2 separate regions of the Homo sapiens genome follow, and region 2 is linked to region 1. The links are chromatin loops, found by intact Hi-C in ENCODE. Cell type or tissue: mammary epithelial cell. All regions are shown on one strand. Links, peaks and the distances in the headings refer to the core of each region. The heading gives the core; the rest is flanking DNA.

Region 1 (15,650 bases), core at 7,250-15,249:
CATCTTGGCTCACTGCAACCTTTGCCTCCTAGGTTCAAGCAATTCTTGTGTTTCTGCCTCCCGAGTAGCTGGGATTACAGGTGCAAGCCACCACGCCCAGCTAATTTTTGTATTTTTAGTAGAGATGGAGTTTCACCATGTTGGCCAGGCTGGTCTCAAACTCCTGACCTCAAGTGATCCACCCGCCTTGGCTTCCCAATATGCTGGGATTACAGGCATAAGCCACCGTGCCCAGCCAGGACTTCCTTTTTTCTTTTGGGACTTTTATACCTAAGTTCATAAGGGATATTTATCTGTAATTTTATTTTCTTGTAATGTACTTTTAAGGTTGCGATATCAGAGTTATGCTAGGTTCACAAAACAAGTTGGTAGATGGTTTCTCACTGTTTATTCTCTAAAGACCTTGTGTAAGATTGGTATCATTTCTTCCTTAAATGTATGGTAGAATTTACCAACGCAGCCATCTAGACCTAAAGTTTGCTCTGGAGAAAGCTTTTGATTACCAATTGCATTTCTTTAACAGATATAGGACTATTCATATTTTCTATTTTTTCTTTGTCAGTTTTAGTAACTTGTGTTTTACAAAAATTTTCTGTCTTCTAAATTTTCCAATTTATGGGCCTAAAGTTTTTCATAATAACCTATTATTATTATTATTATTGAGAAAGGGTCTTGCTCTGGAGTGCAGTGGCACTATTGTAGCTCCCTGCAGCCTCCAACTCCTGGGCTCAAGCAATCCTCCCGACTCAACTTCCCAAGTAGCTGGGACAACAGGTGTGTGCCACCATGCCTGGCTAATTTTTTTAATTAATTTTTTTGTAGAGATAGGGCCTCCCTGTGTTGCCCAGGATGGTCTCAAACTCCTGAGCTCAAGTGATCCTCTTGCCTCAGCCTCTCAAAGTACTGGGATTACAGGTGTGAGCCACCATTCCTGGCATATCATATTATCTTTTTAATGCCTGTAGGATCTGTAACAATGTCCCTTTTTCATTTCTGATATTGATAATTTTGCTCCTCTATTTTATTCTTGATTATATTGCTAAAGGTTAATTTATTAATCTTTTCAAAAAACCAACTTTTGGTTTTGTTCATTTTGTCTATTATTTGTTTTCTATTCTGTTGTCCTTATATTTATTATTTACTTGTCTACTTTCTTAGGGTTTCATTTGCTCTTCTTTTGCTCACTTCTTGAGATGGACATTTACTAAATTGATTTTAACCTTTCTTCTAATATATGCATCCAAGGTATACAAATTATACTACAAAATAAAATATGGTAAAGCTATAGATTTTGCTCAGTCATTGCTCTAGCTGCATCCACAAATACTACTAAGTTTCTGGGTTTGTTTGTTTGGTTTTTGATGTTTTGAGACAGGGTCTGGCTCTGTTACCCAGGCTGGAGTGCAACGGCATGATCTTGGCTCACTGCAACCTTCAACTCCCAGAATAAAATCATCGTCCCACCTCAGCCTTCCAAGTAGCTGAGATTACAGTCTCATGCCATCACGCCCAGCTAATTTTTGTATTTTTGGTAGAGACGGGATTTCACCGTGCGGCCCAGGCTGGTCTTGAACTCCTGGGCCCAAGTGATCTGCCTGCCTCAGTTTCCCAAAGTGCTAGGATTACAGGCGTGAGCCACTGCACCCAGTCATATTGGTAAGTTATCATTATCATTACCATCAGTATACAATATTTTCTAAATTCCCTGGTGATTTCTTCTTTGACCTATGCTCTTTCAGGATTTTGTTGCTTAATTCCCAAATAGTTGATTTTTCTAGATATCCTTTGTTTTTCATTTCTAAATTCCATTATTGTAAGAGAACGAATTCTGTATCATTTTAATCCTTTGGTTGTTTTGAGACTCACATTATGACCAAGCATATGGTCTATTTTGGTGAATGATCCATGTGTACTTGAAAAATTCATTCTGCATTTGTTGGGTGTACTGTTTTAGAAATATCAATTATGTCAAGTTTGAAAATAGCGTTCAAATATTGTATGTTTTTATATATGTTCTATCAAATACTGAGAGAAATGTATTAAGATCTCCAACTATAATTATAGATTTCTCTATCCTTTCAGTTCTGCCAATTTTTGCTTCATATGAGGTTTTGTTTTTAAATAGATCCATGTTTAGGACTGTTATGTTTTCCTGATTAGATTATTGTTTAATTATTAAGAAATTAGCTTCTTTACTTCTGATAATACTCTTCATCTAGAAGGCTGCTTTTTCCTCAATATAGTAATACTGTATTTCTCATGATTAGTGTTTGCTTATTTTTCCATTCTTTTACTTTAAGCCTATTCTTATTTTTAAAGTGTATTCTTTTGAACAGTTGGTAGTTGAAACTTGTTTTCTCTTTTTTCTTTTTCTTTCTTTATTTTTTGAGACAGGGTCTTCCTCTGTCACCCAGGCTGGTGTGCAATGGCACCACGGTAGCTCACTGCAGCCTCGAACTCCTGGGCCCAAGCAGTCCTCTCACGTCAGCTTCCCAATTGGCTAGAACTGCAGTGGCACACCACCATGCCTGGCTGATTTTTATTGTTTAAGCCAGGCTGATCTCAAGCAATCCTCTTGCCTCAGCCTCCCAAAGTTCTAGGATTACAGGCATACCTGGCCAGAGGCTTGTTTTCTTAATCCAGACTGATAGTATATGATTTTTATTTGATATTTAGTCTATGTACATTTTAATAAACATTTTATTGTGGAATAACATTGTATGTACAGAAAAGATGCAAAAATACTACAGAGAGGTCCTGAATACCCCTCACCCATTCTCTACAAATGTTAATATCTTATATAACCATAGTACATTCATCAACACTAAAAAACCAAAACTAGCACATTACAATCAAATAAATTCCAGACTTTATTTGGGTGTCACCAGTTTTTCCATTAATGTCCTTTTTCTGTTCCAGAATCCTATTCAGGATTCCATATTGCATTTATTTTTTATTCCACCAATTTTATTATTATTCTACCATTTACTTTTAATGCAATTACTGATACGGATAGGTTTAAGTCTGTCAGCATGCTATTTGTTTTCTACTTGTCCCATCTTATCTTGTTCCTCCTTTCCTGACATCTTTTGGTTAATCAAGTATTTTTTAGTATTCTGTTTTATCTAGAGACTTGCCTGTGCTACTATATCTTCCTGGCCCTCATTGACAAATTCTCCCTGGTGGCCCCCACTGAGCATCCAGACACCAAAGACAAAGATATTTTTTAAATGTTGCTCTGCTCCCCCCACAGGGCTCAACACTCAAGTTTCAAGGCTGCCTCTCCCCACTGAAGACTGGCTTGCTGGCGGCAGTGGAAGGAAGGGGAACCGAAGACAGGAGGACATGGCTGGCCAGGCCAGCTCTGGCTGTAACAACTGTCATGTGACAGACCAAGCAATATCAAAGAACTAGAGTTCTCAGAGCAAGAAATGTCACTGGAGCAAGAACTAGCAGAGGGAGTCACAGATAGGGAACACCCAATAGTGAGTTGTGAAACTTTTTTCAGTTTCTACACTATCAATAATAATAATAAAAAATCCACTATACTAAATTATCTTTCTGGTTCTTTTAAATTAAAATATTATATAATCATTGTCATATAATGAGGTGATCAAAGAATATGCAGCCAAAAATGTTGGGGGAGGCCAAGTGCAGTGGCTCATGCCTGCAATCTCAGCATTTTGAGAGTCCAAGTTGGGAGGATCACTTGGCCCAGGAGTTTGAGACTAGCCTGGGCTACGTGGTGAGGCCCCATCTCTTAAAAAAAACAAAATGTTGGGAGAAAGTACTACAGAGAGATATCAGGCAGTTAATGTTATTCTGGATTTTATAACATTTGTGACATCCATAATGTATCACCATTTCTATTGTCATTCCAAATCAATATTCACTTTCATTTTGTATTCGTAATTTTTAATTATTCTTCTTAAAGACCCCCCCTTCCCAAATTGTGTGAACATCAGCCTAGATCGACCTTTGCTTTATGTCTGATTTTGTTTCTACCATTCTAATTTATAAAATATATACATGCATATATGTACAGTACTTACACATATTTTCACATTCTCCTTCTCTCTCTCTCCCACACACACACAAACACACACACACACAGAGAGAAAGAGAGATTTATTTTGTAGTCTGCTTTTTGTTCTAACTCTTGTTATATGAGCTACTTTTTTTTCATTTTCTCCAGTGAGCTTGGGGTGTACATATTATTTTGGATTCTACTAATGATTACCTTTTATGTTCTTAAGAAATATATCCTTAAACCTCTATTTTTTTAATTAGCCAAGACCCAATAAAGCAGTTTATTTTGGCTTTCCTTATTTAAGAGTATGATAACAATTCAGCCATTTTTCTGCCTTATATTGTACATCTCCTGGCCCTCGTTCACATCCTCTGGACCCAGTTTTACTGTAACCACTGCTATGGCAACGAGCTCCACACAGGTGAAACTGACAGCACTTCACTTCAGCTGCATCAATTTTTTTCTGCCTCAGGGCGTCTCTAATATCGTGCCATTGCCTAGAACACCTGAGGGAACCCTCCATTCAGTTACACGTGCATGACAGCAACATCCCATGCGTCAGCCATGCATGAAGGGGGTTGGAAGTCAATGAACACGCCCACACCTGTTCTGTCACAAGAATGGAGCGGGGTTGTGGGGGCAGGGGGTAGGGGTGAAGGGCAAGGGAGGAGTGAGAAATGTGCTGAGCAGTCCCCCAGTCCCTGCTATGAGGACTCAACAATCTTAGCCTTCCTTATGATCATCAACATTTAATGAAAAAGCACCAGTCCTGTGAGGGAAATCACGCTCCACAGAGTGGAAGCAAGGAGACCAGTGAAAGCAAATGATCCTCCACTGTTCATGCAAAACAATTAAGAACTTCTCAAAATCTTTTCTGTGTTCAACTAGATTCCAGATGGCTACTGTGTGCCGAGTGAACTTCCAGACTTGCGAAGTCCTGACCCACGTGGCCCTGCCGCCAGCTTCAATCCGCACAGCCCTCCATTTTGCTAACTGTCCTCCAGTCACACAGGCCTCCTGTCAGTTCCCAAGTAGGTGGACCTCCTTCCTAACATGAGCCATCGCACATGCTGCTCCTTCAACCTGGAGCGCTCATCCTTGCCTTCCCTTGCCAAACCCCCTTCCCATAAAATGATTATACAACTAATTCCTTTACATCTTTATGTTTTTGCTTAAATATCACTTCCTCACAGAGGCCTTTCCTAACAACCCTATTTAAAGTTAAATACTACCCAAGTATTCTCTACCTTAGTCTCTCATTTCTTTGACTTTGAGTGTTGCTGAGGCTAGGTTACTTAAGCACTTCGCCTCGGTTTTATCATCTGTAAAATGGGAATAAAGGATACCTACCTCATAAGGCTGAAAAGAAGATTAAATGAATAGCACTTAGAATTCAAGCACACAACAGTACTCAGTAGATGCTACCATTTACCACATAGTAAAATTCTTTTATATTTTTATTTATTTAAAAAACCTTGGCCAGCCACGGTGGCTCACACCTGTAATCCCAGCACTTTGAAAGGCTGAGGTGGGCGGATCACTTGGGGCCAGGAGTTTGAGACCAGCCTGGCCAACATGGCGAAACCCCATCTCTACTAAAAATACAAAAATTAGCTGGGCATGGTGCTGTGTGCCGGTAGTCCCAGCTATTCAGGAGGCTGAGGCACGAGAATCACTTGAACCCGGGAGGCCAAGGTTGCAGTGAGCCAAGATCATACCACTGCACTCCAGCCTGGGCGACAGAGCGAGACTCCGTCTCAAAAATAAATAAATAAATAACCCTGCTCCCACACAGAATAAAGGCCTCATTAGGGTAGTAACTCTTCTTTGTTCACAGTGCTAGGTTCACATATATTTGTTGAGAATAAACAAAGAAAATATTTTCTGAATACAAATAAAAAATTACTACATGATTAGTATCTTAGGGCAGTGTGGTGGCCATGATAATGCTCTACTCAGATCTTCAGCTGCGGGGACCACAGTTGACTGACAGCTCAAGCTGCTACCCTCTGGATCAACCACCACATTTGCACCAAGGCCATGCTTTCTGAGGGTCCCAGTCAATGAATGAGGATGGCAAAGGTACTAGTACAGGCCCATTCTGACAAACTGCAGGACTCTTTGCAAAGCCAACCCTTTCTTGGAATTGCACTGTACCCAGAAACTTCTTACCCAATCCACATTCCTTCCTTTTCTCCTCCTGTGAGTGTCAGACCTGCACTGCTGTCTGCAAGTTCTCCCTCCCTGCTCTTGCTCTCTCCTTAGTAAATCTCTTGCACATCCAATGTATGGTGTAATGTATCTGTGTCTGCTTCTATGTAGACCCAAACGAACACAATCCGGATCTTCAGAAGCAAATCCTGAGGTGATAATTCATAAGCAAATGATTTGTTAAGATAATACTCTCAGGGAGAGAGAAAAACAGGACAGGAAAGGGGAACAAGCCAAACAATGGTAGAATTTCAGGCAAATCCCTTGACTAACCCTGCAGGGAAGCTTGGCATGCCCGGGCAAAAACTGACCCACTATTCCATCTCTCACCTTGAATTATGCTCATTATGTGGTCCAACTGAGCCCACCAAACAGGATTTTACAATATATGCTAGATAATGATATATACAGTACCTGCAATATAATAAAATAGTGCTACATATATATTTCAATAATATTATACCTTTGCCTGGCAGATAGTAAGCACTCAATATATTGAACAAACAGTACAATATCAACAATATAAAATGCTTGAAAATTGCCACTATGCTATAAAAATACAGCCTCCCTACATAGCTTTCATGAAAATTACTCTTTTTCCAAGAAAATTTAAGCTCTAGAGTATAAAGGGCCGTCCTTTTCCTTTTTTTTTTTGAGATAGAGTCACACTCTGTCACCCAGGCTAGAGTGCAGTAGCACGATCTCTGCTCACTGAAACCTCCACCTCCCACGTTCCAGCGCTTCTCCTGCCTCAGCCTTCTGGGTAGCTAGGATTACAGGCGCGGCCAACACACCCAGCTAATTTTTTGTATTTTTAGTAGAGATAGGGTTACACCATCTTGGTCAGGCTGGTCTCAAACTCCTGGCCTCAAGTGATCCACCCACCTTGGCCTCCCAAAGTGCTGGGATTACAGGTGTGACTCACTGTGCCCGGCCATTTTTTTCATTTTTATTCTTCTCAGTTCCATTCCTCTCACAATGCAGGAGTCTCATTCTTTTTATTCAACTTTGCCACTCAAACATCAGTTCCCTTTAAATAAATATAATTATTTCAATCCACTTAAACTACAAATGAGAGAAAGGGAGAGATGGCTGGGGCCCAAATGCTGAAAAAGGCAAACCTGCAATCCAACATCCTAATGTGGCCGACCAGTAAGCATGGAGCAAAAAGCTTCCTTCTGCCTAGACAATAGTCAGGATAAGAACTAGAAGAAAAGCAGATTAAACTGCATCCTTAGTCCTTTCCTCCCAGATCTTACCATTCCAATGGTAAACTGAACTCAAGTAAGGCCACACTAAGGAAAAAAAAGAGGAATGAAGATGTGAATGCCTAGAACTGATCTAAACCATCCATCCTAGATTCTCCCATGCAAGTTATTTCCTAACAGAGAGGCAGTCCTTCGTCCATCTTACTTCACCAGCTAGCATGAGGAAAAACAGGTGCTCAGTAAATATAAGTGAAAAGGTTACATGTTCCTGGATGTCTGCCCTCTGGATGTTATTACCCACTTAAAAACAAACAAACAAACAAACAAAAAAACAAAAAACAAAAAACTCTTTTTTTTTTTTTTTTTTTTTGAGATGGAGTTTTGCTCTTGTTGCCCAGGCTGGAGTGCAATGGCAGGATCTTGGCTCGCTGAAACCTCCGCCTCCCGGGTTCAAGCGATTCTCCTGACTCAGCCTCCCGAGTAGCTGGGATTACAGGTGCCTGCCACCATGCCTGGCTGATTTTTGTATTTTTAGTAGAGATGGGGTTTCACCATATTGGCCAGGCTGGTCTCAAACTCCCGACCTCAGGTGATCCAGCTGGCTCGGCCTCCCAAAGTAGTGGGATTACAGGCGTGAGCCACCGCACCGGGCCTATGTTTTGTTATTAATGACACTATGGTCCTCGCCCTTATCCAATTGTAAGGAAATAATTTCTGAAACATTGAATAGGCCCATGGTAAAGATTCAAGAGTTAAGACTTAAGAAAAATACAGGCTTTGGGATGACAGCTAGGCTCAAATTCCAAACTTAGCTTTCTCTAGCCATGTGACTTACAGCCAATGAGGCTGTATACTCATTAATATATAACTAAGTAAAAAATTGTTGTAAGGACTAGAAGCAATATAAGAAAAGTGCCAGGTCAGGCACAGTGGCTCATGCCTGTAATCCCAGCACTTTGGGAGGCCGAGGCAGGACCACTTGAGCCCAGGAATTCAAGACCAGCCTAGGCAACATAGCAAAACCCTGTCTTACAAAAATAAAAAAATTAGCTGAGCTTGGTGGCACATGCCTCTAGTCCCAGCTACTTGGGAAATGGAGGCAGGAGGATCATTTGAGCCCAGGAGTTTGAGGATACAGTCAGCTATGATCAAACCACTACACTCCAGTCTGGATGACAGAATGAGACCCTGTCTCTTAAGAAAAGAAAAAAATGTACTTGCCTCTGAGGTCTTAGTTGTGTTCCAGATGGTTAATAGTCATCTGTAATATGATAATCCTATTACAACAATTAGTATCAGATAAACAAAGTATAATTCTGAATTAAATCATTTTTATTTTGCCAATTTGTAAATTTAATGTATACAACCAAACCTGAATGATCTTGCTGATTCTTAAAAAGCCTGTAACATTTCAGGTAGTCATTATTGTTCACAATTCCCACTTAGGAGTAAGATTCTGCAGTTATCTTTTCCTTAGCTTCCTGTATTCTTATTGTGCATGTTAACTAAAAAATCATAAGATCTATAGATTTAGAAAAGGAGAGACTTTGTTTCTTATAAGGAGTTACAGCCTGCAAGGTGGCCATTCTGCAGGCTGGGAAGCATGCCTCCAGCCAAGACCACATACAGACACTTCAGAGGAGGAGTTGGAGTAGGAACTTTATGCTTAACTGGTTGGCTAAACATACATATTCAACAAGTTAGAGGAGCGGCTATGAATATTCATGAAAGTGGTCTTGACACATGCATATTAAACAAATATGCATGTTTAACAGACAATCCATGTTCACTTTGGGGTGGAGACTTAACATTTAAATGTATTTACAGTTTGGTCCTATACATCAAAATATCTTTTCAGGAAGTTACGTAAGCATGCAATCACTACAAATTGGCCAGAACAAGTCCATGGTCAGTGACCTTCTTATCAGGAGAAAGTAACTGAAATCAATAAAAGCTGTAGTTACGGCTGGTGGGAGAGGGTTGTTAGTGTCTGGTGGTCGATGAACTGCAAATTGTTTTAATACTGTGAGGCCAGCGCTTGTTTAGCTGCTAAAGAAAAACCTTGAAGCATAGTGAGAACATAGTTTATTTTTCAAGCGTAGGGATGCATGACTTTTAACCCTTGCTTGGCATGGGCTTAGGTCCTGTTTATACTTTGGTATCTTATTGCCATGGAGTCAATTCCGTCAGTCCTATCATCTCCGTTTTTTTTTTTGAAACAGAGTTTCACTCTTGTCGCCCAGGCTGGAGTGCAATGGCACGATCTCCGCTCACTGCAACCTCCGCCTGCCGGGTTCAAACCATTCTCCTGCCTCGGCCTCCTGAGTAGCTGGGATTACAGGTGCGTGCCACCACGCCCGGCTAATTTTTGTATTTTTAGTAGAGACAGCGTTTCACCATGTTTGCCATACCTCAGGTGATCCACTCCTGACCTCAGGTGACCCACCTGCTTCGGCGTCCCAAAGTGCTGGGATTACAGGCGTAAGCCACCGCGCCTGGCCTCTATTTTAACTTTATGGCCAGTCAGCTATCTCCTCTAAATCACAAAAGGGAGAGGGTATAACCAGGTCCGTCTGACCTCCCATCCCGTTATGACTGGGAACTCAGTTGTTAAGATTTTGCTGGTGTCCCCTTGGCCTCACGGGGGTCTGTTCAGTTGTTGGGGGGCTTAGGATTTTAAATTTACAGACTTCGAAGAAGGGAACAAGATACACGTGTGAGGGAATAAGAGGAAGTTACCCGAGTCTGAGTCAGTGCTTCCTTCTCCACCGTGTAACTCCAACTTAGAGTTACTGCCACTCGGCTTCTATCGGCCACGTCTCTCCTGGGAAGGCAGGCAAGGGACGAAATGGAGGGAGACAAGGTTTTCGCTAGGGAAGCCTCGGCCCAGGACGCAGCGCCACCCGTTTTCCAATCAGCGCCGGGCACTGCATTCCTCCTAGGTCTCTTTCTTTCAGTAGAGACCTTTTAATAATAAATACTACTTACATTGCTTTACAGTTCACACTTGCGGTCATTATTTCAGTGGAGCTTTTCAACAGCTCTGTGAGACAGGTATTATTTCTATTTCGGAGCAGAGAGAACAGCGCCCTTGAGCCACAGGGCTCATACATCCGGAGCCTATCACCACTCCGCATCTTAAGCTCCCGGGATGACCGCGGACTGGCGGCCCAGGACCACTGCTCCAGCTGTTTCCCCAGGTAATCCACCTGCCTTGGGTTACCTTTTAGCGCGGCCCAGTTAGCCGCAACCAGCCACCATTTACCCGCTTTCCCCAAACCAGGAAAACCACAGAAACGCATGTGCGCGGCCAGTCTCTTCCACGCCCGGGAACGCAGAGCTTACAGACCAAGGCCGCCCAAGTCCCCTCACCCCAAAGGCTACCCAAGAACCCCGAGTAGGCTGTTTGGCTGACTCAGGCGCCCAACGCCCACCCGAACTGAGTCGCTAGGGAAACTCCCAACTGCCAGCTCGCCCGACCGGTGTTCACAGGCCACTCTAGCCGGGCTCAGAGAGACCGCAGTCTCGTTGCTCCTGGCTTGACGTCATCGGCAGGCGCCGCAGCGCAGTGGCGGGCACGCGCAGCCGAGAAGATGTCTCCGACGCCGCCGCTCTTCAGTTTGCCCGAAGCGCGGACGCGGTTTACGGTGAGCTGTAGAGGGGAGGGTGCAGGCCTGACCCGGCGCTATGCTTTGTCCTCTTCTCCCTGAAATTACTCGAATTTTGCCCTGGGGTAAAGTGAGACAGAGGTGTGTCCGCCTCAGCGTCCGCTCCGGGCCCCGTCGGAGGTTGAGGGGTAGGGAAAGACGCACTACCCGCCTCTTCTTTGTGGGCTGGGCCGTCCGCCTCCGCCCACCCTCCAGCGGGTCCCCGGACTGCGTGCTGGGCGCCTCGGCTCCCCGCTTGGAGTGCCCACCTGCAGACTACTGCTGGTTGGGTCCATCCTCTCAGCTCGTTTAGTGGGGCAGGTGTCTCGAGAAGGGGAAGGGGAGCTGCTGAAGGGGGAGGGTGGGAGTGGTTTCAGTCCAAAGACCTGGCTCCCGCCCTAGCCTTCTGAGCTACCAAGTGCTTGTTCCCGCCGTCTCTTCACCACCCCTTAACCCACCGTGTCTAACTCCTAAGCGATCGATGAGATCCTAAGCGGGAAAAGGCAGATAGATCACCTTGGGAAGGGTAACCAGATGCTATTTTATTCTTGCTCAATGTGGAAGGGTGGTTTTGAGCATTTGGGAAACACTTGACAGATCACTTTCTCATTTAACTATTAGAGTAACACTGTGAAGTAGGCTAAGTTGGTTATTCCTGGTACATGAGGTAGAAGCTGACACCCCCCAAAAAGTTGTGACTTCAGTGGTTTTTCTGACTTTAGACACTCTGTTCTTTTTATGTTGCTCGTCACAGCAACGTAAGTATGAAGAACACTTTTAAGTTGCCTGACTCTATTCGTCTCTAGCATTTGCACCAACATTTCTCAGATATTCGGCTGTGTTTTGGTAGTTATAGGGATGCCAGGATGAAAATTGTGTGAAAGAAAAATTCATCCTTTGTAGTAAGTAGTTTTCTTGTTTGCAGGGTTATATATATATATATATACATATATATACGTATACGTATAATATATATATACACACACACACAGTGTGAGGTTTTTTTTAAATGGATTATATTTTGTGTATGTCATCATAATCATTTTCTTTGTGTGCGTTTTGCTGCAATCTCTGGTGCTTTGAAAGCCTGCTAAGAGTAACTGTTAGGACTATCCAAGATCATATTGGCGGCCGGGCGCAGTGGCTCACGCCTGTAAATGCAGTACTTCGGGAGGCCGAGGCGGGCGGATCACCTGAGGTCAAGAGTTCAAGGCCAGCCTGGCCAACATGGCAAAGCCCCGTCTCTACTAAAAATACGAAAATTAGCCAGGCGTGGTGGTGGGCGCTGTAATCCCATCTACTTGGGAGGCTGAGGCAGGAGAATCGCTTGAACCCGGACAGCGGAGGTTGCAGTGAGCCAAGATCATGCCAGTGCACAACACCTGGGCAACAGAGGGAGACTCCATCTCAAAAAAAAAAAAAAAAATCATACTAGCCCTGAAAAGGACCATGAAATTGGAGATCATCTAGTTCAGTGTTTCTCAAGCTTCTTGTGAAATGCAGATTCTTGTTCAGTAAGTGTGGAAGGGAGCCTGAGATTTTGCATTTCTACCAGCTTCCTAGGTGATGCCACTGTAGCTGCTGCTGGTAGTAAAAATCTACAAAAACCCTCTTATTTAACTGGTGACGAAAATGAAGCACAAAGAGATAAAGGAACAGGCCCCAAATTACTCAGCCTGTTAGTGGCAGAGCAAGGAATGGACACATTTAGGATAGATCTAATTCCTGTGAGGTAATAAGATGACTTTCTAAGTGTATGTGAGTGTTCATAGAATGAATGCCTTTTGCAATATTTTTGTCTTTAAGTTATGATTACTTTAAAACAATCTACAGATTGTCAGCATGGTTTTATTGAGTGCTACGTGTCAGGGACTGAACAAGATACCTCCAGGAGGCGAGACCTGACATGGGTGTGGGAGAATGGATAGAATTTGGATGAGCAGGTAGGAAGAGCAACATGAATGTGTGAATACAGTAGAATGAGTTTGATATAAAGTGATGAAAAATGGCTAGACTTTAGTGCAAAGTATGTGTTAGGGAGTATTGGGAATTAAGTTTGGGTAAATTGGGATAACATTATCAAGGACCTTGAGGGATCTATGAAGCTTCAAAACTAAAACGGGCAAATAAGGAGCCATATGGAGATTTTTTTTTTTTGTAAGCACAATACTCATGAATGTGATATTTAAAGAGACAGAAATATCACCTAGAATGAAAAAGTCCAGCAAGGAAGCTCTTGCCAGATTTAAAGTGATGAGGATCCGTATCATGAAGTAGCATTGGAATAAGGATTACTGAGAGAATGACTGATAGGTAATTTTTCCCAGGTATAAGCATTTTTTAGTTAGTAAGATACACTATCAATGAACGATATATTTTTCAGCAAATAATAAGCAAAATCTTTACAATTATTTGCCATTTTAATTTTTTTTTAGAAGTCTACCAGAGAGGCCTTGAACAACAAAAACATCAAGCCATTGTTAAGTACCTTCAGCCAGGTACCTGGCAGGTAAGGCATTGATATCTATGAAAAATACTTGCCTCAATCTTTATACATACCCTGAGCTGTTTGAAAAATGAGGATGTCTTTTGTTTTTAATAGTGAAAATGAAAAAAAATGTACCCTTGACCAAGCTTTCAGAGGTATTCTAGAAGAAGAAATTGTAAGTATGTTTTTCCATTGTTAAAATTTTACTGACAAATTAATAAACCATGTTATTTAAAAATTGCTTTTTTTCTTAGAATGGATATTTAAACATCTTTTTTTAGAGTAACCTTTCTGCTTTGTAAAAGTTGACTTGATGACTATACGATTTCTCTAAGGATTTTGATAGCACAGGTACATTTTAAGGGTTTGGTTTAATAAATGACAAGAGCCCTCTCCAAGTGAGATAAGAAAAGTTGACATGAGGTCTTAGGAAGAACTAGAGGTGAAGGTGGGCTCTCTCACTTTCCTGTATAAGCAGTGATACATCCTGTAGTGGCGCAAAAGGTCTAGTCCAAGAATATTTAGCTTAGGAGCTGGGATTCCATTCCCTCATTTTCCTCTGGCATCCTCCTCATCAGTAAACTTACATAAATAACTGAGGGCTCTCCAACTTCGGTAGAGAAGTCTAACCATGAAAAATCTGAATTTGTTTACCAATAATGGGGCACCTGAATGAAAGGAAAAGTTTCAACAGTTTATTCTTGGTCAAGCAAAGGTTGGGTCCCCAAAAGCTAGATTCCCTTCTATTGGCCATAGTACAATGTCCCTTTCTCTCAGACAAGTCTGATTAAAAAATGATTCTTTCCTTTTCTTCAGACTTAGTCACTTTTCCATTGTGAGGCATTGGGCAAGTTCTTTTCCTTTTCTGTGCTTCAGTTTCTTTTGTGAGAGGGGAAATACCGTTCTTTCAGTGTTGTTGTGTGTAAAACAGCACTTAATGAACACTCAGTAAATGCTGGTTATTATGATTTTATAGAACCTAAGCACTGTCTTCCTTCTATTAAAACCACCCCTCAGACACATGGGTGTATTAGTAGTTAATTCTCATAGCCCTGCCTTTGCCCTGTGCCACTGGCTGAGTTATGGCTTCAGCACTTCTGTCCTTGATTAGCTTATAGCCTTCATCTTGCTAATATAACCATTTTCTTGAGACCATTGGATTTTGAGTGAGTTGCCTGTTACTTGACATACTTCTACGACTATTGATTCTATATGTTACTGTTAAATTTTGGTAACTTCATATTAGAAAATATTGTTTTCTATAAGAAATATTGTATTCCATATTTCTGATAGTCAATTTAATATCAGAGTACATGTTTTTACTGTTAATCGAGTTTAGTCTGAACTCTTGCCCCTAAATTAAATTGTTTCTCCTCTGTTGGTAGATAAATCATTCATCATGTGAAAACGTTTTAGCTATTATTTCTCTTGCTATTGGGGGAGTAACTGAAGGTAAGTATGGTTCCGTTTTGTTTTGTTTAAAGTAATCTTGGACATGACATGCTTTATTTAAAACGTCTTCTCCCCATACTTCTCCACCTATCTGATTTTGTTTATTCTTCAAGTTCTGCCTGACTCCCAACTTTGCCAAGAAGTCCCAGTTGAATTAGTTCACTCTTATTTCTCATCTCTATTATGCAGTGCACATTTTGGCACTTCCTTTGTTCTCCAGTTGTTTTGTTCATTCAGTAAATTTTCATTGAGCATCTACTATGTGCCTGGTACTGAGCTAGGACCTGGAGATTCAATGGTGAATAAAACATATTCCCCTGCTTATGTGGAGCTAATGGAAGAAACAGATGTATGCATGCCTTACTATGGTGTAAGTACTATGGTCGAAGTGGGAATGAAGTGTAGTTAGAGGGAATAGAGCCAACATGGCTCTCTAAACTTCAGTCTAAAGGAGTCAGGAGAGGTTTTAGAAAAGAACATGAGAACTAGAATGTGAGGTATGAAGAATTTGTTAGACATACTAAGAAAGGAATAGCTAGAGAATTGTGTACAGCAGGAGGAGGAGAGGACAATGAGAATGATGAGGAAAGAAGCAGGTTAGGTCCATTTATAAA
Region 2 (15,650 bases), core at 571-8,570, 570 kb before region 1:
GGAGTCAGGTTTTGATTTTTCAAAGGATATCTGAGGGTTAGAACCACAGCAATTTACCAAACACCACATGTTCTCACTCATAGGTGGGAATTGGACAATGAGAACACTTGGACACAGGGTGGGGAACATCACACACCGGGGCCTGTCGTGGGCTCAGGAGACGGGGAGGGATAGCATTAGGAGATATACCTAATGTAAATGACGAGTTAATGGGTGCAGCACACCAACATGGTACATGTATACATATGTAACAAACCTGCACGTTGTGCACATGTACCCTAGAACTTAAAGTATAATAATAATAATAACAAGGAAAAAAAAAGAACCACAGCAATTTATCATAGCAACCAAGGTGGTGTGAAATGAGGCGGTAGATATAGGTTGGAGGTAGGTCCTGACCACAGAAAGAATTTCAGTTTTACCCTACATGCAATTGGAAAATTTTTAAATGTTAGAACTGCTTGGTTATTTTCCTTTTTTTTTTTTTTTTTTTTTTTTTTTTTGAGATGCAGTTTCGTTCTTGTTGCCCAGGCTGGAGTACAGTGACTGGTACATATTAGGCTTTCATAAAATATTTAGTGAATTAACGAAAGGGAGTAACGTAGCTGCAGGACAGATTTTTTTGTTTTGTTGTTGTTGTTGTTTTTGAGACGGAGACTCCACCTGTCGCCACGCTGGAGTGCAGTGGCGCCATCTCAGCTCACTGCAACTTCCAACTCCCTGTTTCAAGTGATTCTCCTGCCTCAGTCTCCTGAGTAGCTGGGATTACAGGCACGTACCACCACGCCAGGCTAATTTTTGTATTTTTAGTAGAGACAGGGTTTCACCATGTTGGCCAGGATGGTCTCCATCTCTTGACCTTGTGATCCACCTGCCTCAGCCTCCCAAAGTACTGGAATTACAGATTTGAGCCACTGCTCCCAGCCAGGATAGAAAATAACCAAGCAGGCTGGGCGCAGTGGCTCATGCCTGTAATCCCAGAACTTTGGGAGGCCGAGGCGGGCAGATCACCTGAGGTCGGGAATTCGAGACTAGCTTGACCAACATGGAGAAACCTCGTTTCTACTAAAAATACAAAATTAGCCAGGCGTGGTGGCACATGCCTGTAATCCCAGCTACTGGGAGACTGAGGCAGGAGAATCGCTTGAACCAGGGAGTCGGAGGTTGCAGTGAGCCGAGATTGTGCCATTGCACTCCAGCCTGGGCAACAAGAGGGAAACTCCATCTCAAAAAAAAAAAAAAAAATACTGTCCTGCAGCTACATCACCCCCTTTTATTCATTTGCTAAATATTTTATGAAAGCCTAATATGTACCAGTCACTGTTATAGACTATGAAAATAAACTGCTGGATAAGACACACAGGGCCACATCCACTGCTACCCTGGATGGTGTCTTTGTACAATTTTTTTAAAGATAGCCCTTCTGGTCAGAAAGTGGAGGCAGACTAGATTTGAGCCCACACACCCACCTCAGCTAGGTGTCCTTGCACAGTGCACAACCTGTACAAATATTTATATGTGCCTGAACAAATGACGACTTCAAGGGACATATGTTTTGATGGGAGCAGATAGACAACAACCAAGCAAAATCCAAGATAATTATAAAGGATGATGTGATCAGGAAAAACTACAGGGGAAACACTTTCATAGATAGGATGGTCCGTAAAGTTTCTCTAAGGAGATGGCAATTCAGCTGAGACAAGAAGTCCAAGAAGAAGCCAGCTGTGAAATAAGCAGTGAAAAGTATATGCTGGTAAATGAGAAGAGCCCGGGCAACGGCCTTGGAGCAGGAATGAGTTTGACATCTTTGAGAAACAGAAAGGAGGTTGGGTGTGGCTGTGTAGCAGGACGAGTCGCAGACAAAACTCCTCAGGCACCGGATTAAAGAAGGAAGAGGTTTTTACTTGGCCAGGAGCGTTGGCAGACTCGTGTCTTAAGAGCCGAGCTCCCCGAAAAAGAAATTCCTAGCCCTTTTAAGGGCTTACAACTCTAAGGGGTCCACGTGAAAGGGTCATAATAGATCAAGTAAGCGTGAGGAACGTGACTGGGGGTTACATGCATCAGCTAACAGAACAAAAAGTTTTACAGTTTTACAGTGCTTTCTCATACAGCGCTTTCTCATACAGTGCTTTCTCATTGTATGCTTTCTCATACAATGTCTGGAATGTATAGATAACACCAGTAGTTTTGGTCAGGGGTTATTATTATTATTATTATTATTATTATTTTAACCACCAGGGCCAGGTGTTGGCGCCAAGGTCGTCTAGCTATTTATCTTACTTCTGTTTCTTTCCAACTGTTTGCTTTCTCCCTTTTCTCCTGTCTTATAAACTAGGGGAAGGGGAGGTGGGGGAGAAGCTGGGAAGGACAACAGGAGAAGTGGTGGTCTCATTCCAGCTGGAGTGCCCTGACCAAGTAGAAGAGCAATATGGGATGAAGCTGGAAGTGGGTAAAATTCCCATGTTATGTGGGCTTTGATAAATTGCATGGCCTATGGGACATGAATTTAGAGATGCTCAGTGGGCATGGGTGTGGAATGACAGTGCACACAGTGACTTCACATGCATCAGCTTAAAAATGTCATTGAATCCCTGGGTGAGAATAATACTCCCTAGGGAAATATGGACTGTGGACAGCACCTTCAGGAAGGTTAAACTTCAAGAGGCATGATAGAGGAGTCAGTATAACATCAGAGAGTAAGAGCTCAACCTCTGAACACCAGTGTCTCTGGGTTTGAATCTGTTACTTTCTGTAGAACATGGACAAGTTATTTAACTTTTCTGAGTCATGGGCTCATCATGTAAAACGGAAATTTAAAGTACTGATGTCAAGAAGCCATTCAGAGGATTACACTATAAAATGTATGCAAACTATTACAGTGCCTGGCACTTAGGAGGGGCTCAGTAAATGGCAAACAAGAACTTACACAAACACACACATACACACTCGCATTTTCAAAAAAAAAACTGAAAAGGGATTTTTAAAGAGGAAGAATAAGAGTCTGGATAATAGTGTCACTGAAGCCAATTGAAGAGAGAGTTAAAAGATGAAGATATGGCTAGGCACAGTGGCCCACACCTGCAAGCCTAGCACTTTGCGAGGCTGAGGCAGGAGAATTGCTTGAGCCCAGGAGGTTGAGACTATGAACCCTGAACTCCTGGGCTCAAGAGATCCTCCTGATTCAGATTCCTGAGTATGTGGGACTACAGGCATGCACTGCCACAGCTGGCTAATTTTTCTTTTTTTTTTCTTTTTTTTTTTGTAGATGTGGGGTCTCCCTATCTTGCCCAGTTCATCTCAGGCTGCTGGGCTCAATGGATCCTCCTGCCTCAGCCTCCCAAAGTACTGGGATTATAGGCATGAGCCACCACACCTAGCCTATAGTTTTTAATCCACAAGTTTCTCATAAAGAAAATAAAATGACCATAAATGTAAAGGAACTGAGCTCTTGCAAGGAGTTTTTGAAGCTACTTCTTTGGAGGGTACATTTTTAGTCTGAAACTTTTCTGGAAAAAAAAAAGTAGGAGTTAAACAAAGGGAGTGGGTATCTGTAGTCCAAAGCCAGAGGCACTGTTATCTCTTTCCTTGAGGGTTCAGGGACTAACACAATGACAGAAAAACTCCCTCCCACTTCCGCTCTATTATCATTTTATATCATTTGTTTTGTGACAGAGCCTGTGTTGCAGACACCTTCTATGCCCATGGATAGGAAATTAACAATCCAAGGCCATTTTCAGAATTTTTTGTTCCAGTAACCCTTCTGAATCATACACCTGGCTCTCCAGTATTACCAATCAGCCATTTTAAAAATTATTTAGAGACAAAAGAGGCTGTCGTGGCTCATTGTAGAGTGACCCTGACTTCATCGCCACTCAACAAGTGCTGGAACATAAACAGCACACACATCAGATCAGTTTTATAACTATTCTGGGAAACACATGAGATAGGCCTGAATATGAAAATGAAGTCATTTTCAAGGTCACTGTTTCAATAAAGGAAAACCTAATTGAAGCAAGCTGATTGTAAGTAAGTTCTGACTAATAGCATGGGCCTTCTCTCTCCAACAGGCTGCATATGCCATAAATTATTCACATATGTGGATGAGTTATTCTGATTTTCATGATGAGATCCTGGCTACTGTGCCATGTTCAGCTCATCCTCAATTTATTCTAACAAAAGAGCTCTCTTACCCTGGTTAGGGCACCCTGTCCCCTGGAGAGATTGTTCTCTAATGTAAATAGAAGCCCATCTAGCAAGCTGCCTGGGTTCTCACGTCCCGCTGAGCCCGCTAACGGCACTGCCAGTTTTGACCACCAGGTGGCGCCCGCAGAGCTCCACAGACGCTGCACAGCTGTGAACTCAACTCCAGCCCTCAGGGAAGGCAGCTCGCAAAGACCTAGGGCAGCCCGCCGATTTCCCAAAAAGAGCACTGAGAACCCAGCAAGGTGAGGGCCTAGCCCAAACTACACTGCTAGTTTGGAGGAGACAGAACTATGCCTCCTGATATGGTTTGGCTGTGTCCTCACCCAAATCTCATCTTGAATTGTAGCTCCCAGAATTCCCACGTGTTGCTGGAGGGACCCGGTGGGAGATAATTGAATCATGGGGTCAGTTTCCCCCATACTGTTCTCGTGGTAGTGAATAAGTCTCACGAGATCTGATGGCTTTAGAAGAGGGTTCCCCCTTCCCTTGACTCTGTCTCTCTGGCCTGCCCGCCATGTAAGACGTGCCTTTCATTGTGAGGCCTCCCCAACCACGTGAAACTGTGAGTCCATTAAACCTCTTTTTCTTTATAAATTACCCAGTCTCAGGTATGTCTTTATCAGCAGCGTGAAAACGGACTGATACACCTCCTCACTGTCAAACCCAAGTTCATCCAGCCAAACCAAAGTGGTTTTCAAACCAGAAGCAAAAAACAAGCAACACCACTTTTTTTAGTCAAATTTTATTGATAAAATATACTTTTGTCACTGCCCCCATCCACCCCACCCACGCCCCCACGTCTCAACAAATGAAAATGGAGTCGCCCTGATTGAAAGAATCATTCCTGAGGCATCGCTGAAGAACCATCAGGTTCCTCAGAAGAGTTTGAAAATGATTGATGAGGCTAGGTGCAGCGGCTCACACCTGTAATCCCAGCACTTTGGGAGGCCCAAGGCGGGTGGACTGCTTGAGGCCAGGAGTTTGAGACCAGCCTGGCCAACATGGCCAGTAGAGAAACCCCATCTCTACTAAAAATACAAAAATTAGCTGGGTGCCTGTAATCCCAGCTACTGGGGAGGCTAAGGCAGGAGAATTACTTGAACCTGGGAGGCAGAGGTTGCAGTGAGCCAAGGTCCCACCACTGCACTCCAGCCTGGGCAACAGAGGGAGATTCTGTATCAAAAAAAAATAAAAAATAAAAATAAGAAAGAAGAAGAAAATGATTGATGGAGTGGAATAAACTCTGAGCCGGGAGCCCTCAAACATGCTTGTCGTATTGATATTCTCTCTGTGGTCATAATTCTCTTCCCTGTTGCATTTCCACCTCCTCCACAGCCTCTAAATCTCCCCTGGACTCTGCCAGGGCTCAGACACCTGATGTCCCCCTGACCTCTGAGTTTACGAACCCCAACCTGGATCACAGTTGAACCATGTGGCCACAGTCATGGGAGCACTGGAGATTCTCCAGCCCCTGGCCCTTCTGCCCCACCTCCCTGGCTAATGCCTTACCTTGGCTTCTTCCTGCTGCTGAGTTCTGCCAAAAAAAATAAAATAGTCACTAGTTGGTTCTGTTACAAAATTAATGGTTTCCAGCTTTAGCTGGGCCACTGACACTATGAACACCGCTTTGCAGCTCTAGTGGGTTTCTTTTTCCATGCCTCACAGAGATGACCTGGCCATCCAACCCATTCCTTGCTTCTATCACTGTTAACACAAAACTGAGTCCTCACTGCATGCCAGATATTATTCCAAAAACATCATAGGTACTAACTCCTTTAACCTTCGCAACAGTCCTACAGGGCAGAAAAAAATCCCCATTTTACAAATGAGAATCAGAAGAACAGAGATCAAAGGACTGAGAATGTGAGCCTAGGTCATCTGGCTGTAAAACCTATGTTCTTGGTCACCAGTGCCATGTGGCCTCTGGTGACTGTGCCTGAAGTGCCACTTAGAAAATAGAAGCTCTCTAGTTCTAGATCCCTGAGGAATCGCCACACTGACTTCCACAATGGTTGAACTAGTTTACAGTCCCACCAACAGTGTAAAAGTGTTCCAGCCATCCCATTACTGGGTATATACCCAAAGGACTATAAATCATGCTGTTATAAAGACACATGCACACGTATGTTTATTGCGGCACTATTCACAATAGCAAAGACTTGGAACCAACCCAAATGTCCAACAATGATAGACTGGATTAAGAAAATGTGGCACTGGCCGGGCGCGGTGGCTCACGCCTGTAATCCCAGCACTTTGGGAGGCCGAGGCGGGTGGATCATGAGGTCAGGAGATCGAGACCATCCTGGCTAACAAGGTGAAACCCCGTCTCTACTAAAAATACAAAAAATTAGCCGGGCGCGGTGGCGGGCGCCTGTAGTCCCAGCTACTCGGGAGGCTGAGGCAGGAGAATGGCGTGAACCCGGGAAGCGGAGCTTGCAGTGAGCCGAGATTGCGCCACTGCAGTCCGCAGTCCGGCCTGGGCGACAGAGCGAGACTCCGTCTCAAAAAAAAAAAAAAGAAAATGTGGCACATATACACCGTGGAATACTATGCAGCCATAAAAAATGATGAGTTCATGTCCTTTGTAGGGACGTGGATGAAATTGGAAACCATCATTCTCAGTAAACTATCGCAAGAACAAAAAACCAAACACCGCATATTCTCACTCATAGGTGGGAATTGAATAATGAGATCACATGGACACAGGAAGGGGAATATCACACTCTGGGGACTGTGGTGGGGTCGGGGGAGGGGGGAGGGATAGCATTGGGAGATATACCTAATGCTAGATGACACGTTAGTGGGTGCAGCGCACCAGCATGGCACATGTATACATATGTAACTAACCTGCACAATGTGCACATGTACCCTAAAACTTAGAGTACAATAAAAAAAAAAAAGAAAATAGAAGCTCTCTTGGCCCGGCTCAGTGGCTCACGCCTGTAATCCCAGCATTTTGGGAGGCCGAGGCAGGTGAATAACCCGAGGTCAGGAGTTGGCCAGCGCAGCCAATATGGTGAAACCCCATCTCCACTAAAAATACAAAAAATAGCTGAGCACGGTGACACCCACCTGTAATCCCAGCTACTTGGGAGGCTGAGGCAGGAGAATCGCTTGAACCTGGGAGGCGGATGTTGCAGAGAGTGGAGACCACACCATTGCACTCCAACCTGGGCGACAAGAGCAAAACTTCGTCTCAAAAAAAAAAAAGAAAGAAAATGAAAATAGAAGCTCTCAGGCATCAAGTCCCTCTATTTCCATCCCTTCTACCTAATTATTTAACCGTATCTCCATCCATCCTTTAAACCTTCCCATTCTACCTGTAATTTTGCTTCCAATTTCTCCAGAGTTCAGAGAACTTTCTCACCAATGATTCTTCCCTCATTCTTCTACTAAAACTGCTCCTATTAAAGGTTCTGATGAAACCTTGTTTGCCAGACCCAGTGGCTGTCCCTAGTCCTCGTCCTTTCAAACCTCAGAGGTGCTTTGTCACTGCTATATCCCTCTGCCGCAGCCTTTCCTCTTGCAGCTCATGTCATGCTATTCCCCTCCCATCTTCTACTTCTACAACAGGCATTCTCACTTGCTCTTTCTAAATGCAGGTGTTTGACGCCTTCCTCATACCATGTAGGTCAGAATCGCTAGCTGCATAGCCCAGGCATTAGCAGGTTTTCAAAGCTCCAAAAGTGAATTTTTTTTTTTTTTTGAGACAGAGTCTTGCTCTATCACCCAGGCTGGAGTGCAGTGCCACAATCTTGGCTCACTGCAACCTCTGCTTCAAGTGATTCTCCTGCCCCAGCCTCTCGAGTAGCTGGGATTACAGGTGTGTGCCATGATGCCTGGTTAATTTTTGTATTTTTAGCAGAGACAGGTTTCACCATATTGGCCAGGCTGATCTCAAACTCCTGAGCTCAAGCGATCTGCCCACCTCGGCCTCCCAAAGTGCTACAATTACAGGTGTAAGCCACTGTGCCCGACCTCAGATCAATGGTTCTTTTTTTTTTTTTTTTAAATACTTTAAGTTTTAGGGTACATGTGCACAATATGCAGGTTAGTTACATATGTATACATGTGACATGCTGGTGCACTGCACCCACTAACTCGTCCTCTAGCATTAGGTATATCTCCCAATGCTATCCCTCCCCCCTCCCCCCACCCCAGATCAATGGTTCTTAACCCTGACTGAGCAGCAAAATCACTTGTGGAGGCCGGGTATGGTGGCTCATGCCTGTAATCCCAGCACTTTGGGAGGCCAAGGCAGGCAGATCGCTTGAGCTCAGGAGTTCGGGGCCAGCCTGGGTAACATGACGCAACCCCATCTCTGCAAAACTTAGCCAGTGCGGTGGCGCGTGGCTGTAGTCTCAGCTACTCAGAAAGCTGAGGTGGAAGGATCACTTGAGCCGGGAAGCAGAGGTTGCAGTGAGCCAAGATTGCACCACTGGACTTCTGCCTGGGCAATAGAATCAGACCTTGACTCAGAAAAAAAAAAAAAAAGGAACCACTGATCTGAATAAGCCAGACACTGACAATAAATTCTGTATGAGTCCACTGAGGTACTGGAATAGTCAGATTCATAGAGACGGACTAAACGAACCTGCTCTTGGCCAAGAGAACCCCCGAGAAACCTTTTTTTCTTTTTTTCGTGGTGAAGTTTTGCTCTTGTTGCTCAGGCTGGAGTGCAATGGCGCGATCTCGGCTCACTGCAACCTCCACCTCCCAGGTTCAAGCAATTCTCCTGCCTCAGACTCCCGAGTAACTGGGATTACACGCATGTGCCACCACACCCGGCTAATTTTGTATTTTTAGTAGAGACGAGGTTTCACCTGTTGGCCAGGCTGGTCTCAAACTCCCAACCTCAGGTGATCCACCCACCTCAGCCTCCCAAAGTGCTGAGGTTACAGGCGGGAGCCACCGTGCCGGTGAGAAACCTAAAAAACTGAGTTCCCAGCCATGACAGAATGGGAGGGCAGGCACACCTCATTATATCCCTTCCCTTTTGCAGATTTGGCACAAAATCTGACCAGCATTCATGTTAAAATGGAGCTCATAATCCTGACACAATGGACTTTTTGTGGCAATAAGATACGACATTATAAACAGGACCTAAGGCCATGCATGCCAGGCAAGGATTAAGTCATGTACTCCCTAGAATTAAAGAATAAACTATGTTCCCACTGCCATCAGGGTTTTCTTTTTCTCTAGCAGCTAAACAAGCACTGGCCTTGAGATGAGCAATGTTGAAGCAGTTGCAGCTCAGCCACCATCAGACACTTAGACCGACTCCTCGTTCCACCAGCCATCACTACAGCTTTGACTGGACCAGAGACTGAGTTCTGTTACTTTCTCCTGATAAGAGGCCGCCAACTGTGGACTGGTTCTGGCCAGTTTACAGAAGCTGTGCACTTGAGAGGCTTCATGTCCCTGCTTCACCTTTTGATGTATAGGCCCTAATTGTAATACATTTAAATGTTAAGTCTCCGCTCCAAAGTGAACATGGGTCACATGTAACATGCACGTTTGCTACATGCTTCAGGACCCCTTTCATGAACATTCATAGCTCCTCCTGTAACCTGTTGAATATGTATGTTTGGCCAACCCCCTCAGCATAATTCCCGTCTCCCTTGAAAAACCTGCCTTTCAGCCTCTCCCAGAGGCTATACTTCCCAACCTGTCAGAACGGCCACCTTGCAGGCTGTAATCCTTTATTAAAAAAAAAAAAACAACCAAGTCTCCTTCTAAATTTTTTTTTCTTTCTTTCTTTCTTTTTTTTTTTTGAGATAGGATCTTGCTCTATGACCCAGGCTGGAGTGCAGTGCAATCATACTTTACTGCAGCCTTGAAATCTTGGGCTCAAGCAATCAATCCTCCCACCTCAGCCTCCGGAGTAGCTGGGACTACAGGCACACGCCACCCAGCTATTTTTATTTTATTTTTTGTAGAAATGGGGGTCTTTCTATTTTGCTTAGGCTGACCTCAAAATCCTGGGCTCAAGACATCCTCCCACCTCAGCCTCCCAAAGTGCTGGGATTAAAGGTGTGAGCCACCATGCCTAGCCCTCCTTTCTAAATTTACAAATCCTGTGCTTTTTCAGTTGATCCCAGGGACCTGCAGGTTTCTTTGCTATCACTATTTCCTCCGCCTGAAATGACCTCTTCGGCCTTCTTTCCTAGCTAATTCCTGCTCATCCCTTTGGCTCAGCTCAGGGCTGGGGCTGGACTAAGTGGACACTCCGCATTCTCTCTCTCTCGGGAATCTCATTTGTTCCACAGCTTCAGCTCTTATCTACATGTTATTGATTCCCAAATCTATCTCCAGCCCTGGCAGTGCTCCTGAGTTCTGCCTCCCATTGACACTTCCACTGGCTTTCCCTCAAACACCTCAAACCCAACATGCCCAGCACTCAAGTAATCATTTCCCCCTTTGCTATCCTGCTTTTTCTCCTGTGTTTTCTATTTCAAAGACTAGCATCATCACGTATTGTCTGTCTAGTACTTAGAACAGTGCCTAATAGCTACAGTTTTCTCTTTTCCAGAATGTCATATAAATATAGTCATACAAAATACAGCCTTCTGGCCAGGCGCAGTGGCTCATGCCTGTAATTCCAGCACTTTGGGAGGCTGAGGCGGGTGGATCACCTGAGATCAGGAGTTCAAGACCAGCCTGGCCAACGTGGTGAAACCCCGTCTCTACCAAAAAATACCAAAAATTACCTGGGTGTGGTAGCAGGTGCCTGTAATACCAGCTACTCGGGAGGCTGAGGCAAGAGAATCACTTGAACCTGGGAGGCAGAGGTTGCAGTGAGCCAAGATCACACCATTGCACTCCAGCCTGGGCAACAGAGCAAGGCTCCGTCTCAAAAAAAAAAAAAAAATGAAAAATTCCAGAAATAAACAATTAATAAGTTTCCCGCGCTGTTCTGATAACCAGGATGAAATCTCTCGCTGTCCTGTTTCCTCCTGCTTGGGGCTGGTTGTGAATCATCCCTTTGTCCAGTGTCTCCATGCCGTCTACACTACCTGCCCATCAATCACTTAGTAGCTGGCCCAGTTATCAGATCAACTGTCACGGTATTGAAGAGTGTGTGCTCATGTAAGTTTTTTTGTTGTTTTTTTGGGGGGGGTCCAGATTTATAATTTAATGGCTGTGCAGCTTCCAGTCCCTCATTTCTGCTGCTCACGGGCCCACTGCTCTGGGGTCAGGGTTTTCTGTTCAAAGGCATGGATGTGTGGGAGCTCTTCTGCTAGGCACGCATTCACCAGCTGGTGTCTCTGAAGCAGCAGCTGACACCACCAGGACTCGGAAGCTACAGGTTGAAGGTCGTGTCCTCCACCTCCACATGCTCCGCCTCCAGGTCCCGCTGCAGCTTCTCCTGGAGGTAATTGGCGCTGAGTTCCCTGGCGGTAGTCCAGCTGGGGCGGCAGCCCAGCGGGGACAGAACCCCAGCTCGGACCCCTGCCACGCTGCTTTGCGCCCTTACAGGAGCCACTTCCCTCACGTAAGCTTTCTTTGACTTAATGATGGCATCAAAGCACAAGGGTAGGGATGCTGGCATATTGTTAAAATTGTTCGATTTATCACTAGTTATTGTTGTTGATCTCTTCTGTGCCTCATTTATAAATTAACTTTTATCATAGGGATATGTGTGTGTCTATATCTACAAAAAACCGCAGTATCTATAGAGTTTGGTACTGTAGCGATTTCAGGCATCCACTGGGGATCTCAGAATGTATTCTTCACAGACAAGGAGGGACTACTGTATTATTATATGGAGGTTAACCACACTATTAGCAATAGAATTATAATAAAAACTTTCAAAAACATGGCGAAGCTGGTAATAATGTGCCTAACATCCTACAGCACCTCCCTATTGTCGACAGAAAGAGTCAAACTTTCTAAAATATGTGAAGAGTTTTATTCTGAGCCAAATATGAGTGACCATGGCCCATGAGACAGCCCTCAGGAGGTCCTGAGAACATGTGCCCAAGGTGGTCGGGGTGCAGCTTGGTTTTATACATTTTAGAGGGGCATGAGACATCAATCAAATACATTTAATAAATACATGGGATTGGTCCAGAAAGGTGGGACAGCTCAAAGCTGGGGCTTCCAGGCTATAGGTGAATTTAAACATTTTCTGGTTGACAATGAGTTTACCTTGTCTGAAGACCTGGGATTGGGCTGGGCGCAGTGGCTTATGCCTGTAATCCCAGCACTTTGAGAGGCTGAGGCAGGCAGATCACGAGGTCAGGAGTTCGAGACCAGCCTGACCAACACAGTGAAACCCCATCTCTACTAAAAATACAAAAATTAGCTGGGCATGGTGGCGGGCACCTGTAATCCCACCTACTTGGGAGGCTGAGGCAGGAGAATCGCTTGAACCTGAGAGATGGGGGTTGCAGTGAGCCGAGATCATGCTACTGCACTCCAGCCTGGGCAACAGAGCGAGACTGTGTCTCAAACAAACAAACAAACAAACATCCAAAGTGGCCGTCACTAAATGCTAATAAACACTAGAGGGCACAATTGAGTTGTGGAAAATTTCAGCCAATATTGCAAATGAAACAAGGTATGGACTCTAGCAAAAATTAATACACCAGAAAAATGGGTAGTGAAAATCATAAGCTTTGAAAACAATTGCTTTCTTTGTAAATCTGTTGATTAACCTTAGCCCTTTGAGATAATTGAATTAAAGTAGACTTAACACTTTAAATTTAATACCAAGCCAATACTGTATTCCAAAAATAAAGCATAGATACATTGACAAATAGGACTACTTACATCAAAAAACTAGTGGGGGTGTTCTCAGTGTTAAGAGTCAGTTTCTGTCTGAATTTTTCTTTCTTTAGATATTCCTGTCTTCTGGCAATGACGGTTTGGCCATGGAATTCACACTCATTCTAAGCTGGCCACTTGAGAAAGCTTGAAATTTCTAAGGTTTTGTTATTGTAAGAGGTGACCAGATGTTCCAAACATCAAGCTATACAGGAAGCTCTCCACCCACTCCAAATGTCATGCTGAGTTCTCAACAGACTTCCGTTTCCCGTTTCCTTTTTCCCCTCTCTCTGATTTTTTTCTTCAAAGTCTATTCAAAAGCTGCTGCCAAAACCATCTTCCTCTATTGTTGTTCTGATGACATCATTCCCTTCCCCAGCTCCCCTTGTCTTTGGTCTCATGACCACAGTTTGCCTTCATTTCCTTGGGCTGCCACTGTGCCTGCCTCTACCTCCTTTCCCCCTGATTTCCCGCTGCTTCTCACCAACTGTGACGCAGGATTATCACTGCTGATGTCCCAGTGCTGAGGTATCTATTATCTTCTAACAAAGAAGAGTATTCCCATTCCACTACCCAGACTTTCCCAGGTCTCTTCTAAACTCATTTTATTTATGTATTCATTGCTCACGAGTATACTAAGCACCTTCTGCATGTGTTCTAGGTACTAGAGGAGAGAGAGAGAGAGAGAAGAAGAAAAGACATAATCTTTTTTTTCTCTCTTTATGCCAGCTGCTCTGGCCAGCTTAAAAAAAGACAATCTTTAAGATCAAAATTGCCAGGAAGCCATTTAAGTTGGGGCTTTTGGAAACCAACTAGAACTTACTCTCCCTTAGAACCTGAAGGAATGAGTAGCAGGAGAAAATTATACAATGATACAAAATAACTATACCATTCGGGATAGTAGATTTGGGATAATTCTAATCATTTCATCACCTTGAGACAGGGTCTTGCTCTGTCACCCAGGCTGGAGTGCAGTGGTAGAATCACAGCTCACTGCAGCTTCAACCTCTCGGGCTCACGCGAGCCTCTCACCTCAGCCTCCCAAGCAGCTGGGACTACAGTCATGTACCACCACACCCTGCTAATTCTTTTTCTTGCCCAAGCTGGTCTCAAACTCTTGAGCTCAAGCAGTCCGCCTGCCTCGGCCTCCCAAAGTGCTGCAAGTACAGGCTTGAGCCACCTCGTTTGGCCTCTAGCTCAGTAATTAATCTGACACTTGGTGACTGGCATACTGGTTTGCATTTCTCATTCCTCAGTTTCCTCGCCTGTAAAATGGGGGTAGTGACATCTACCTATTCATCTTTTAAGATTGTTATACGGATCAAATGTGATAATAAAATAATTTGAAAAATATAAAGTATTATTTGGCATAACGTAATATTATATTTGTGCCACTGAAATCTAAATATGTCATGATGCAAACATACTGTATATTTTATTGATTGAGTCAACCATCATGTCTTGTTTAGTTGTTCATAGAAACTATTTTAGAATGAAAGGTTAAAAAGGCAACATAATTAAGAAACACAAAGGAAAAGAAGACATTTGACTTCTGCTATTATAACTTCTCCAAAGTTTCATTTCAAATCAAATAAACATTTTTGCATAAATAAAACTTAGTTGTTCTTAAACTTTGTATATTAAAAATATACAGATTTTCGGCCAGGCGTGGTGGCTGATGTCTGTAATCCCAGCACTTTGGGAGGCTGAGGCGGGTGGATCACCTGGGATCAGGAGTTCGAGATCAGCCTGATCAACATGGAGAAACCCCATCTCTACTAAAAACACCAAATTAGTCAGGCGTGGTGGTGCATGCCTGTAATACCAGCTACTCGGGAGTCTGAGACAGGAGAATCGCTTGAAGCCGGGAGGTGGAGGTTGCGGTGAGCCTAGATCACGCCATTGCATTCCAGCCTGGGCAACAGAGCCAGACTTCGTCTCAAAAAAAAAAAAAATATATATATATATATAATATATATATACACACACACACAGATTTTCTTATAGGGCTACAGAATTTAGATACATAACTTATGTTTTTCTCAGAGACAACAATACTAAATATTCTTTTTTTTTTTTTTTTTTTTTTTTTGAGACGGAGTCTCGCTCTGTCGCCCAGGCCGGACTGCGGACTGCAGTGGCGCAATCTCGGCTCACTGCAAGCTCCGCCTCCCGGGTTCACGCCATTCTCCTGCCTCAGCCTCCCCAGTAGCTGGGACTACAGGCGCCCGCCATCGCGCCCGGCTAATTTTTTGTATTTTTAGTAGAGACGGGGTTTCACCGTGTTAGCCAGGATGGTCTCGATCTCCTGACCTCATGATCCACCCGCCTCGGCCTCCCAAAGTGCTGGGACTACAGGCGTGAGCCACCGCGCCCGGCCCTAAATATTCTTAAAATTTTTATCACATGCTTACTACATACCAGGCACTATACTAGGAATTGAAGACAGGAATGTAAATGAGGCTGGGCGTGGTGGCTCATGCCTGTAATCCCAACACTTTGGGAGGCCAAGGCCTGAAGATCACTTGAGCCCAGGAGTCTAAGACCAGCCTGGGCAACATGGAGAAACCACTCCTCTACAAAAAAAAAAAAAAAAAAAAAAATATATATATATATATATACACACACACACATATATATCCATATATATATGTATATATATACATATATATATATAT

What was found. Hi-C counts contacts between places; a loop is a spot of excess contacts. Peaks named below come from ENCODE experiments on the same cell type or tissue, not always from the same donor. Only the 100,000 strongest peaks of a DNase experiment are listed, where the experiment ranks them.
Region 2: it touches region 1 in a loop (2.6-fold over the local background); 8 of 110 quality-filtered maps call a loop at or near these places.

What each region holds. Positions count from the first base shown.
Region 1 is chr18:263,412-279,061 of GRCh38, reverse strand. THOC1 (THO complex subunit 1) reads left to right here and starts at 11,015. Exons shown (of 21, transcript NM_005131.3): 1 at 11,015-11,096; 2 at 13,532-13,605; 3 at 13,699-13,759; 4 at 14,970-15,036. The coding sequence starts at 11,043. RefSeq lists a silencer at 10,107-10,286 and an enhancer at 10,677-11,146. In mammary epithelial cell, for the core only: a CTCF peak has its summit at 10,360; a DNase peak (open chromatin) is centred at 10,961; H3K4me3 peaks cover 2,093 bases; H3K27ac peaks cover 2,105 bases.
Region 2 is chr18:828,186-843,835 of GRCh38, reverse strand. It overlaps the pseudogene BOLA2P1. Among named protein-coding and RNA genes, the nearest start is that of YES1, 24 kb to the right of the region's middle. RefSeq lists an enhancer at 12,946-13,512. In mammary epithelial cell, for the core only: a CTCF peak has its summit at 4,315 (motif pointing right); a DNase peak (open chromatin) is centred at 4,335.